Linked DNA regions of Homo sapiens: region 2 is linked to region 1. A link is an interaction called in ENCODE POLR2A ChIA-PET data of the cell type or tissue named here. Cell type or tissue: PC-9. All regions are shown on one strand.

Region 1 (5,000 bases):
TATAGAAGTTTTCTGAAATGGATTCAGACTGCAGAAATTAAATCTATGCCAAATATTTGTTGGAAAAGTAGAGAGTGAAATGCAGGAGGAGCAAGTGTTTCACTGCTAAGAGGGGATTTCATAACTCTACCTAGAATTAGACATCAAATTACCCCTTTTCCCCATCTCTGTAAGGGACCAAACTGGTTTGTGAACACTGTCACTCCAGCTCGCTTTTTTTTTTTTTTTTTTTTTTTGAGACGGAGTCTTGCTCTGTCGCCAGGCTGGAGTGCAGTGGTGCAATCTCAGCTCACCGCAACCTCTGCCTCCCGGGTTCAAGCAATTCTCCTGCCTCAGCCTCCTGAGTAGCTAGGACTACAAGGTGCATGCCAACACGCCCAGCTAATTTTTGTATTTTTAGTAGAGACAGGATTTCACCATACTATCATCTAAATGACTAGACTACAATGCCCATCTTTCCCTCTGGTCCCTACAATAAGTCCCACAGTGAATGATAAAATAACATACAGGATCCATCTCGAAATAGACCAGCTCTCCTCCTGTCAGGGCAATCACCACTTGTCGCTGGTTCACTGCACACTTCACAATTGTTTTCTTTCCAGGGGTCTTCCACTCATTGACTCTCTTGTCTGCTCGTATGTGCCGAATGCCATCTGGATAGACCTAGAGTCAGTAACAGAAAGAAACCTGACTTTAACAATTTGATTCATCACTCAGAATGACCCTCACATCTATCAGATCTGTCACTAAAATCAGACCTGGGGCCACTGCATTTGAGGCACCAGTTGAATCAAAGACAAAAGAGTTAGTAGGCCTCAGGCAAGGTCAACTTTTAAATAGTTCATGTTTTGCAGTGTCCACTTCAAAGAAGTTCAAAGCTTATTAACAAAACACTTATAAAGATCTTTATTAGAGATGAAAGCTGCAGTGATGTGGCTCTGTAACAGAAAAATGGCAAATACAGAGAGGGATATTATGTGCCCAAATCATATGTTCCCTACCCCTAAGGCTTGCTGGAAGGTGAGGGTGAAGAGACATGAACACAGCAGCCTGCATCACAATGAAGGCCAAGAAAGAACAAAGCAGGCCAAGTAGGTAAGCTCTGAGAACCCTCACCTGCACCAAGGCATCATCTCCTAATAAGGAGCAGGACAAGGTCGGGGTGGTCCCCAGGAACCCAGAGTCAGTCACTTCTTCTACAGTTTCTCCAATGGACAACACTAGGGTGGCATTCACGAAAGACACAATGATGTAGGCATCAAACTCATCTGAAAAAGAAAAGAAGGGAGTTGGTTAGATAAGAACTCATTAGAATTACAAAGCCAAATGAAACACTAAGAGTTCTCTTCAGAAACCTTCCAAGGCAGTTCTTCTATGTGTAGTTATTACACACATACACACATACACATGCACACAGAGCAAAATGATCCAGAAGAAAACTAGGGGTCAGAAGAGCCTACAGATATACTCTGCTTCCTCAATATTTTCTTGAGACATCTGCTAAAGAAGTGAGAGGACAAAGCAAGAGAATCGGAGACATGAGGACATTTTAAATACTACAATATTGATACATGAACATACTGAGCTAGAGCTTCATTTATTTGTGCCAGTTGTCAATCACACAACCCCTTCCTAAGAAGAGATACTCCTTCTAACTAGGAAAGACCCCTAACTTCTTCCAAAAGCAGCTTATGTAGAAATGAACACAAGCTCTAATGAATAAAATAGAGATTACTTAAGCCTCTGTGAGACTAACTCATTCTAGGGTTGGAAGCTGAGAATCCTAGTCCCAATGGGAATGATGTAAGAAAACTAGATAACCAGGAAATGGAGGGTGGGGGTTGTTTATATTGTTATTCTGTGACCTCTCTGGTTTTTCACTATTTAGAAACAGAACAATCCTGTGGTCATGAGCAATCCTATTAGAATTTGCTTTTTCTAATTAAATGTAGTTGAATAAACACTAATGAGTTTCTCAAGGAAGTCAGAGGACTTGAGGTATACCAGAAACCCTCAGTTTCTTCTACAGATCCCATAAAGGCCATCTATTTTCCATGTATCTCACCCTACAACATACAACAGCTTCTGCAAGTGTCCCCATCCAGTACGTTTGGCGTAAAGCTTGATAAATGTTGACTAAAGGCATGCTAATTTTTTAAAAGAGTTGAGATTTTCCTAGTTTACATTTGAATTTTTGTTTTAACACCCCCTTAACCAGAAATCAGGTTAAAAAAAAAGGACAGAACAAGACAAGGCACCACACAATGTAGTGGCTGACTCACTCCTAGCAGTAGCAGCTATAGGACCCGTCTGCCTAAGCACTTGTCAAGAGCTCAATGCCACAGGGCTGGTCCACCCACCCACCCACATGAAGGGCATACTTTTGGTTCTGATGACTTCAAATGAGGTTCAGCTAGATTAAGGTTACTAGATCAGTTCTGCAGAATCAGCATTCTTTACAGAAGCAGGGGTCAAATGAAGATGTATCATTCGACCAGGCATGATGGCTCATGCCTGTAATCCCAGCACTTTGGGAGGCCAAGGTGGGTAGATCACCTGAGATCAGGAGTTAGAAACCAGCCTGACCAACAGGGTGAAACCCCATCTCTACTAAAAAATAAATAAAATAAAATACAAAAATTAGCTGGGTGTGGTGGTGGGCGCCTGTAATTCCAACTACTCGGGAGGCTGAGCAGAATTGCCTGAACCCGGGAGGCGGAGGCCGCAGTGAGCCGAGATCGCCCCACTGCACTCCAATCTGGGTGACAGAATGAGACTGTCTCAAAACAAACAAAAAAGATGTATCATTGGCATGGCCTACAGTAGTGTTCTGCCCTATTAGCAGGACGTAAAATCAATTTAATGTGTTGCACAATAGGCACTTCATAACAGAAATAAATGTAATTTATGAAGTTGCTTCATATATAGTAGGATAATTACTGTTTTGTGAAACTTTTGTTTCAGTTAATATTGCATATATATGTACCTACTGTGGTGGCTGAAAAACAAGGATTAAAGATCTTTCCCAATGGGCATGCTCTAATGGTTAGACCAGGAATCCACAGAGTAAAGGTTCAATTTCCAAATCATAAGGAATAATACAGGACAAGAAGCTAGATACTTGGTTTTTGGTTATTTTGCTAGAACTGTCAACATATATCAAATGCTTTGGGAACGTCTTATAAGATGGCTTTGTAAGACTAAGCACTACTCACTATCATAAAACAAGTAAGGACATGGTTATCTCTGAAATGGATGTCTCAGTAGCTTTCAACAAAACCAAAATCCATCTCTACATAACACCAAGTTTGGAACCTTTACTCCAGTTCTCAGTTTTTGTACTGGAAATTTTTGTTGTGTAAAAATAACAGTTGTTTAATTTTAATATTATATGAATACAGTATCATTTCCCATGTTCTCATTACTGAAACCTAATAACCCTAAAAGCTGTGTCAAAGCAAATTAAAGCCAAACAACAAAAGGCTGTAACTGGCCAGGATTTCTGGTCTCAGATCTTCACCAAGGGGAAAAGGTGACCTTCCAAAAGACAGACCACACAACTTTTGACTTTCATGGGAGAGAATGGGGCAAAGAAGGGAGGAGGGGTGCCTTTCCTTCGACCAAGACTTCAGACTACTCAAACATAAGAGAATAAATGCTCAGTGAACTTAAATAGGGTCATACTTTTGCTAGACAATTCAACAAGTGGGAGAGCCAACGACATCTCAAAGCTGCTTTACATCACAGACTTCCTCAAAATAAACACTGCCCTGTGAATACCAAGCACATTGTAACTTCTACCCCTTCCTTCTACAGTGAAGAGGACTTGCAGCAGGTTAATTCTTATGTACTAGAGTGACTGCAGATTAAAAGTTGGAGTCCAAGCTGGGCACGGTGGTTCAAGCACTTTGGGAGGCTGGGGAGGGAGGATCATTTGAGTTCAGGAGCTCAAGACCAGCCTGGGCAACATAACAAGACCCCAATTCTATAAAAAATTTATTAGTTTTTTTTTGGAGAGAGTTTCGCTCTGGTTGCCCAGGCTGGAGTACAATGGCGCAATCTCAGCTCACTGCAACCTCCGCCTCCCAGGTTCAAGCGATTCTCCTGCCTCAGCCTCTCTAGTAGCTAGGATTACAGGCATGTGCCACCACACCCAGCTAATTTTACATTTTTAGTAGAGACAGGGTTTCTCCATATTGGTCAGGCTGGTCTCAAATTCCCAACCTCAGGTGATCCATCCACCTCAGCCTCCCAAAGTGTTGGCGTGAGCCACCGCGCCCAGCCCAAAACACTATTTTAAAAAAAACGCTGGAGTTCAGAACAAAGCCAAGCTTTAGTCAAGGTAAATGACTAGGAACTGTACCATCCACACTGCATTCTAAGGAATTCAAGTCTCATGTTAAAAAACAATAGTTCATACCTCAATGAAGAATCCATAAGGGTATGAGACTGTATCTTTAGGTCACAGTTCAACAGGGCTCCCATCTGTCTGAACACTGCTAAGGACCCCAGAGGAGGGAATGCTTTTTTCTTCTACTTGCCTTGCCTTAGGATTTAAGGCTCAACCAGCAGCTCACTCCAAAAGGTAAAGTGAGCGACCATCCAGATACCTGAAGCTCAAGTAACTCCCTCTCACTTCATAGACAAGGGTATCTGATACTTATCTTGCTTCAGCAAGTCCTGAATATACTCAAAAGCTTTCTCTCGGTCCTGATCTTTCAGTCAGTACACCTGGAATGTACAACTCTATGAGAGTATGAAGCTAAAGTTCTCTAGCTAGAGACTCTTTTAGCTTAGTAAAAGGCAAATTAACCATATATGACAAATTCTGTGGGAGGAAGTAGAGAGGCAGACTCCTGCCTCAGACCATCTGATGCACAGGCAGATGGTGTGCAGCACTATTATGCCCAGTGACATCCAACTGCAAAGTTACCCTCTGAAAGACACCATCAGGGCAGCCTCAATATTTTGTGCAGGTCCCTCTCCTTGGATAAACTATA
Region 2 (5,000 bases), 240 kb after region 1:
GGTGCCTGTAGTCCCAGCTACCCGGGAGGCTGAGGCAGGAGAATGGTGTGAAGCCGGGAGGTGGAGCTTACAGTGAGCCGAGATCGAGCCACTGCACTCCAGCCTGGGCAACAGAGCGAGACTCTGTCTCAAAAAAATAAAAAATAAAAAATAAAAATTAGTTGGGCGTAGTGGGTTGTGCCTGTAGTCCCAGCTACTCAGGAGGCTGAGGTGGAGGATCACTTGAGTCTGGGAGGTTGAGGCTCCAGTGAACCATGATTGAACCACTGCACTCCAGCCTGGGCAACAGAGCAAGACCCTGTCTCTTAAAAAGTAAACAGAAACAAAAAAATAAATAAAAACACTTTGGTCATACAATCCAGTTTGTTGATTTACAAATCAAATGGTACCAGTATCTGCCAATGCCCTGCCTGGTACAAATACAAATTTTTTTCCAGACAGTTGTTATGCCAAAACAAAAATACTGAAGGAAATCACATTTGTTTTCAAACTAGCTATTAGTTACTTACCATTGGTATCTGGTTTGATTTTCTCTTCCTTAAGATGCAAGTTGCTCAACTAAATGGAGAATATGGGGGAGGGGGAAAGTGTCAGGAAAAGCACTTAAAAAGATTTGGAATCAACAGAGCCTCCCTAATGAAGCTGGGGATAAAATAGCCATTCTCAAGGTATATTCATTAGGACCAATTCATTGGGTTGTTCCGTTTACTAAATGTCTGATGAGAATAAACAAAATTTCCCGTAAATACATCGGTGGAAAAAAATGCTCCAAATCTGTACCTTCTACTTAAAATTCTGTGAGAGAATTGTAATTTGTGAGTTTGCTTAATGCCCTGATTATAAACTTTCTCTCTTTGTAGAATATCATTAGAGTTGTCATTCTCTCATATTTCTTTTGTGTGTGGGGGGGAATCGCTGCATTCCAAATCATATTTCAAACAAGAGGAAATTTAAAGAGATTTTGAAAAATGCAGTCATACTTTGGAGAACACTGGGAAGGGAGGACTGTGATGAAAAGCATCTGTAAAGCCAGGTGCGGTGGCTCGCGCCTGTAATCCCAACACTTTGGGAGGCTCAGGCAGGCAGATCACGAGGTCAAGAGATCGAGACCATCCTGGCCAACATGGTGAAACCCCGTCTCTACCAAAAATACAAAAATTAGCTGGGCGTGGCGGTGCATGCCTGTAGTGCCAGCTACTTGGGAGGCTGAGGCAGGAGAATCGCTTGAACCCAGGAGGCGGAGGTTGCAGTGAGCCAAGATCACGCCACTACACCCCAGCCTGGCAACAGAGTGAAACTCCGTCTCACAAAAAAAAAAAGAAAAGAAAAGAAAAGAAAAGCATCTGTGGGTAGGAATCAGTCATACTGCAGGATACGTTAGAGCCGTAAGACCACAGTATGCTGATGTGCAGCCTCACATTCAAGTCACCTTTTGCTGGTGTCTGATACTGTAGTTGGGAACAGCCTGAAGCATTGTGGCACACTGTGTAATTAAAATACCCACTGGGCTGAAGTGGAAATAGAAAGGAAAGAGACATTTCAAAGAATAATTACTAAGACTTTGATCAAATACTGTATATTAGGGATATCCTAGCAGGTCTTATCTCCTCTATTAGAATGCAAATACCTTCCTGACAGGGCCTATTTCGTTTTCTACTGCTCCTTGAGGAGCAGGGCTACCCCACAGGAAATGTGCCCAGAGTAGCATATTTCTATTTTTGGCCTTTGGATGTAGTACAGAGCAAAGTAAGTGCTCTAGTCGTAAATTTTTTGTTTGTTTGTTTTTTGAGACAGAGTCTTGCTCTGTCACCTGGACTGGAGTGTAGGGGCGCGATCTCAGCTCACTGCAAGCTCTGCCTTCCGGGTTCACGCCATTCTACTGCCTCAGCCTCCCGAGCAGCTGAGACTACAGGCGCCCGCCACCACGCCCGGCTAATTTTTTGTATTTTCTTTTTTTTTAAGAGATGGGGTTTCACGGTGTTAGCCAGGATGGTCTTGATCTCCTGACCTCGTGATCCGCCTGCCTCAGCCTCCCAAAGTGCTGGGATTACAGATATGAGCTGCCACGCCCGGCCTTTCTAGTCGTACATTTTTATTAAAAACAAAACAAAACAAAAAAGCCTTTTTTTTTTTTTTGAGACAGAGTCTCGCTCTGTTGCCCAGGCTGGAGTGCAGTGGCCTGATCTCAGCTCACTGTAAGCTCCGCCTCCCGGGTTCATGCCATTCTCCTGCCTCAGCCTCCGGAGTAGCTGGGACTACAGGCGTCCGCTACCACCCCCAGCTAATTTTTTTGTATTTTTAGTAGAGGCAGGGTTTCATCATGTTAGCCAGGATGTTCTCAATCTCCTGACCTCGTGATCTCCCTGCCTCGGCCTCCCAAAGTGCTGGGATTACAGGCATGAGCCACCGCACCTGGCCAAAAAAGACTTTTTTAAAGGTCAGAAAGCATCTGTAAGTCTTGGACCCCAGCACAGGGATTAGATAGATGGAAAGTCTGGCGTGAGTAAGTAACCTTTCAAGCTAAAGCCAACCCTAATCATAAAATATCAAGCAGGGCCTAAGACATCATCTAGTAAAAAGAAAATGAAAATCACAACCTAATGGTTCTTTCTTTTTTTTCTGCAGACGAGGTCTCACTCTGTTGGCCAGGCTGGAGTGGTGCAGTGGCATGATCATGGCTCATTGAAGCCTCAACCTCCTAAGGCTCAGGCAATCCTCCTGCCTTAGCCTCCCAAGTAGCTGAGACTACAGGCACTCACCACCATGTCCAGCTAATTTTTTTTTTTTGAGGCGGAGTCTTGCTCTGTTGCCAGGATGGAGTGCAGTGGTGTTATCTCAGATCACTGCAACCTCCGCCTCCTGGGTTCAAACGATTCTCCTGCTTCAGCCTCCCAAGTAGCTGAGACTACAGGCATGCACCACCATGCCCAGCTAATTTTTGTATTTTTAATAGAGACAGGGTTTCACCACATTGGCCAGGATGGTCTCAATCTCTTGACCTCATGATCCGCCCACCTTGGCCTCCTAAAGTGCTGGGATTACAGGCATGAGCCACTGCGCCCAGCCTGCCCAGCTAATCTTTTATTGTAGAGTTGGGATCTTACTGTGTTGCTCAGGCTGGTCTTGAGCTCCTGGGCTCAAGCGATCCTCCTGCCTCAGCCTCCCAAAGTGCTAGAATTATAAGTGTGAACTACGCATTAGGCCGCATTTCTGTTGTCCCTCTAAGTCCAAGAACAGGCGAAAGGGGAAGGAGGGTAGAGAGGAGAGAACAAAAAAATGTTTTAATTGGTGGTTTGTTGAGAATGGAGGAGCCCCATTTCTATTTCTCTTTTTTTTTTTTTTTTTTTTTGAGACGGAGTCTTGCCCTGTCGCCCAGGCTAGAATGCAGTGGTACGATCTTGGCTCACTGCAACCTCCGCCTCCTGGGTTCAAGCAATTCTCCTACCCCAGCCTCCCAAGTAGCTGGGATTACAGGCGTGTGCAACTACGCACAGCTAATTTTTGAATTTTTAGTAGAGACGGGGTTTCACTATGTTGGTCAGGCTGGTCTCGAACTCTCGACCTCGTGATCCACCCGCCTCGGCCTCCCAAAGTGCTGGGATTACAGGCGTAAGCCACTGCACCCAGCCAGGAGCCCCATTTCTTTTTGTTTGTTTGTTTGTTTTGTTTTTTGAGATGGAGTCTCGCTCTGTCGCCCAGGCTGAAGTGCAGTGGCGTGATCTTGGCTCACTGCAAGCTCTGCCTCCCAGGTTCACGCCATTCTCCTGCCTCAGCCTCCGGAGTAGCTGGGACTACAGGCGCCTGCCACCATGCCCGACTAACTTTTTATATTTTTAGTAGAGACGGGGTTTCACCGTGTTAGCCAGGATGGTCTCGATCTCCTGACCTCGTGATCTGCCCGCCTCGGCCTCCCGAAGTGCTGGGATTACAGGCATAAGCCACCGCGCCCAGCCTCCCATTTCTATTCATGGAAATGGACAAGAAGTTTCTGGTCCCTTTCTGCTTTGGTGTTGGGAAAGAGGAAAAAGAAAGGGAACACATTAAAGAGATTAGAAAAAAGCAACTTAACAAAAAGGAAACCATTCAACTGGAGAAAGCCGACTGAAAAACAAACAAAAAAAAAAAGAAATCATTATAAAGCAGTAAAAATCCTTCACTAATTCTGAAGGATAAAGAATACACTAATGGGGGAGGGCAGTGGGGGACAGCATTAGGAAAAAGAGCTAATACATGTGGGGCTTAATACTTAGGTGATGGGTTGATAGGTGCAGCAAACCACCATGGTACATGTTTACCTATGTAACAAACATGCACATCCTGCACATGCACCCTAGAACTTTAAAAAAAAAAAAACAGCTGGGCACAGTGGCTCACACCTGTAATCCCAGCACTTTGGGAGGCTGAAATGGGAGGCTCCCTTGAGGCCAGGAGTTTGAGACAAGCCTGGGCAACATAGTGAGACTCCACCTCTATAAAGATTAAAAATAAAAATATTGACAGGGCATGGTGGCTTGTGACTTGAATCCCAGCACTTTTGGAGGCCGAGGAGGGAGGATCCTTGGAACTCATGGAGTTCGAGACAAGCCTGGGTAACATAGTGAGACCCCATCTCCTAAAAAATAAATAAATAGGCTGGGCATGGTGGCTCATTCCTGTAATCCCAGAGCTTTGGGAGGCTGAGGCAGGCTGATCACCTGAGGTCAGGAGTTCGAGACCAGCCTGACCAACATGGTAAAACCCTGTCTCTACTAAAAAAATATAAAAAAAATTAGCCAGGTGTGGTGGCGCAGGAGGCTGAGGCAGGAGAATCACTTGAACCTGGGAGTTGGAGGTTGCAGTGAGCCAAGATCACACCATTGCACTCCAGCTTGGGCAACAGAGTGAGACTCTGTCTTAAAAATAAATAAATAAATAGACCGGGTGTGGTGGCTCACGCCTGTAATCCCAGCACTTTGGGAGGCCGAGGCAGGTGGATCACCTGAGGTCAGGAGTTCGAGACC

What was found. Peaks named below come from ENCODE experiments on the same cell type or tissue, not always from the same donor. Only the 100,000 strongest peaks of a DNase experiment are listed, where the experiment ranks them.
Region 2: POLR2A ChIA-PET joins it to region 1 with 5 read pairs; 4 of 35 experiments call an interaction of 5 or more read pairs at or near these places.

Annotation. Positions count from the first base shown.
Region 1 is chr16:70,550,714-70,555,713 of GRCh38, reverse strand. SF3B3 (splicing factor 3b subunit 3) reads right to left here. Exons shown (of 26, transcript NM_012426.5): 12 at 1,117-1,268; 13 at 508-663. Among named protein-coding and RNA genes, the nearest start is that of SNORD111, 15 kb to the right of the region's middle. In PC-9, no CTCF peak of the experiment used is centred here; DNase peaks (open chromatin) are centred at 1,893 and 2,283; H3K27ac peaks cover 4,808 bases.
Region 2 is chr16:70,308,167-70,313,166 of GRCh38, reverse strand. DDX19B (DEAD-box helicase 19B) reads right to left here. Exons shown (of 12, transcript NM_007242.7): 2 at 510-558. Among named protein-coding and RNA genes, the nearest start is that of DDX19B, 11 kb to the right of the region's middle. In PC-9, no CTCF peak of the experiment used is centred here; no DNase peak of the experiment used is centred here.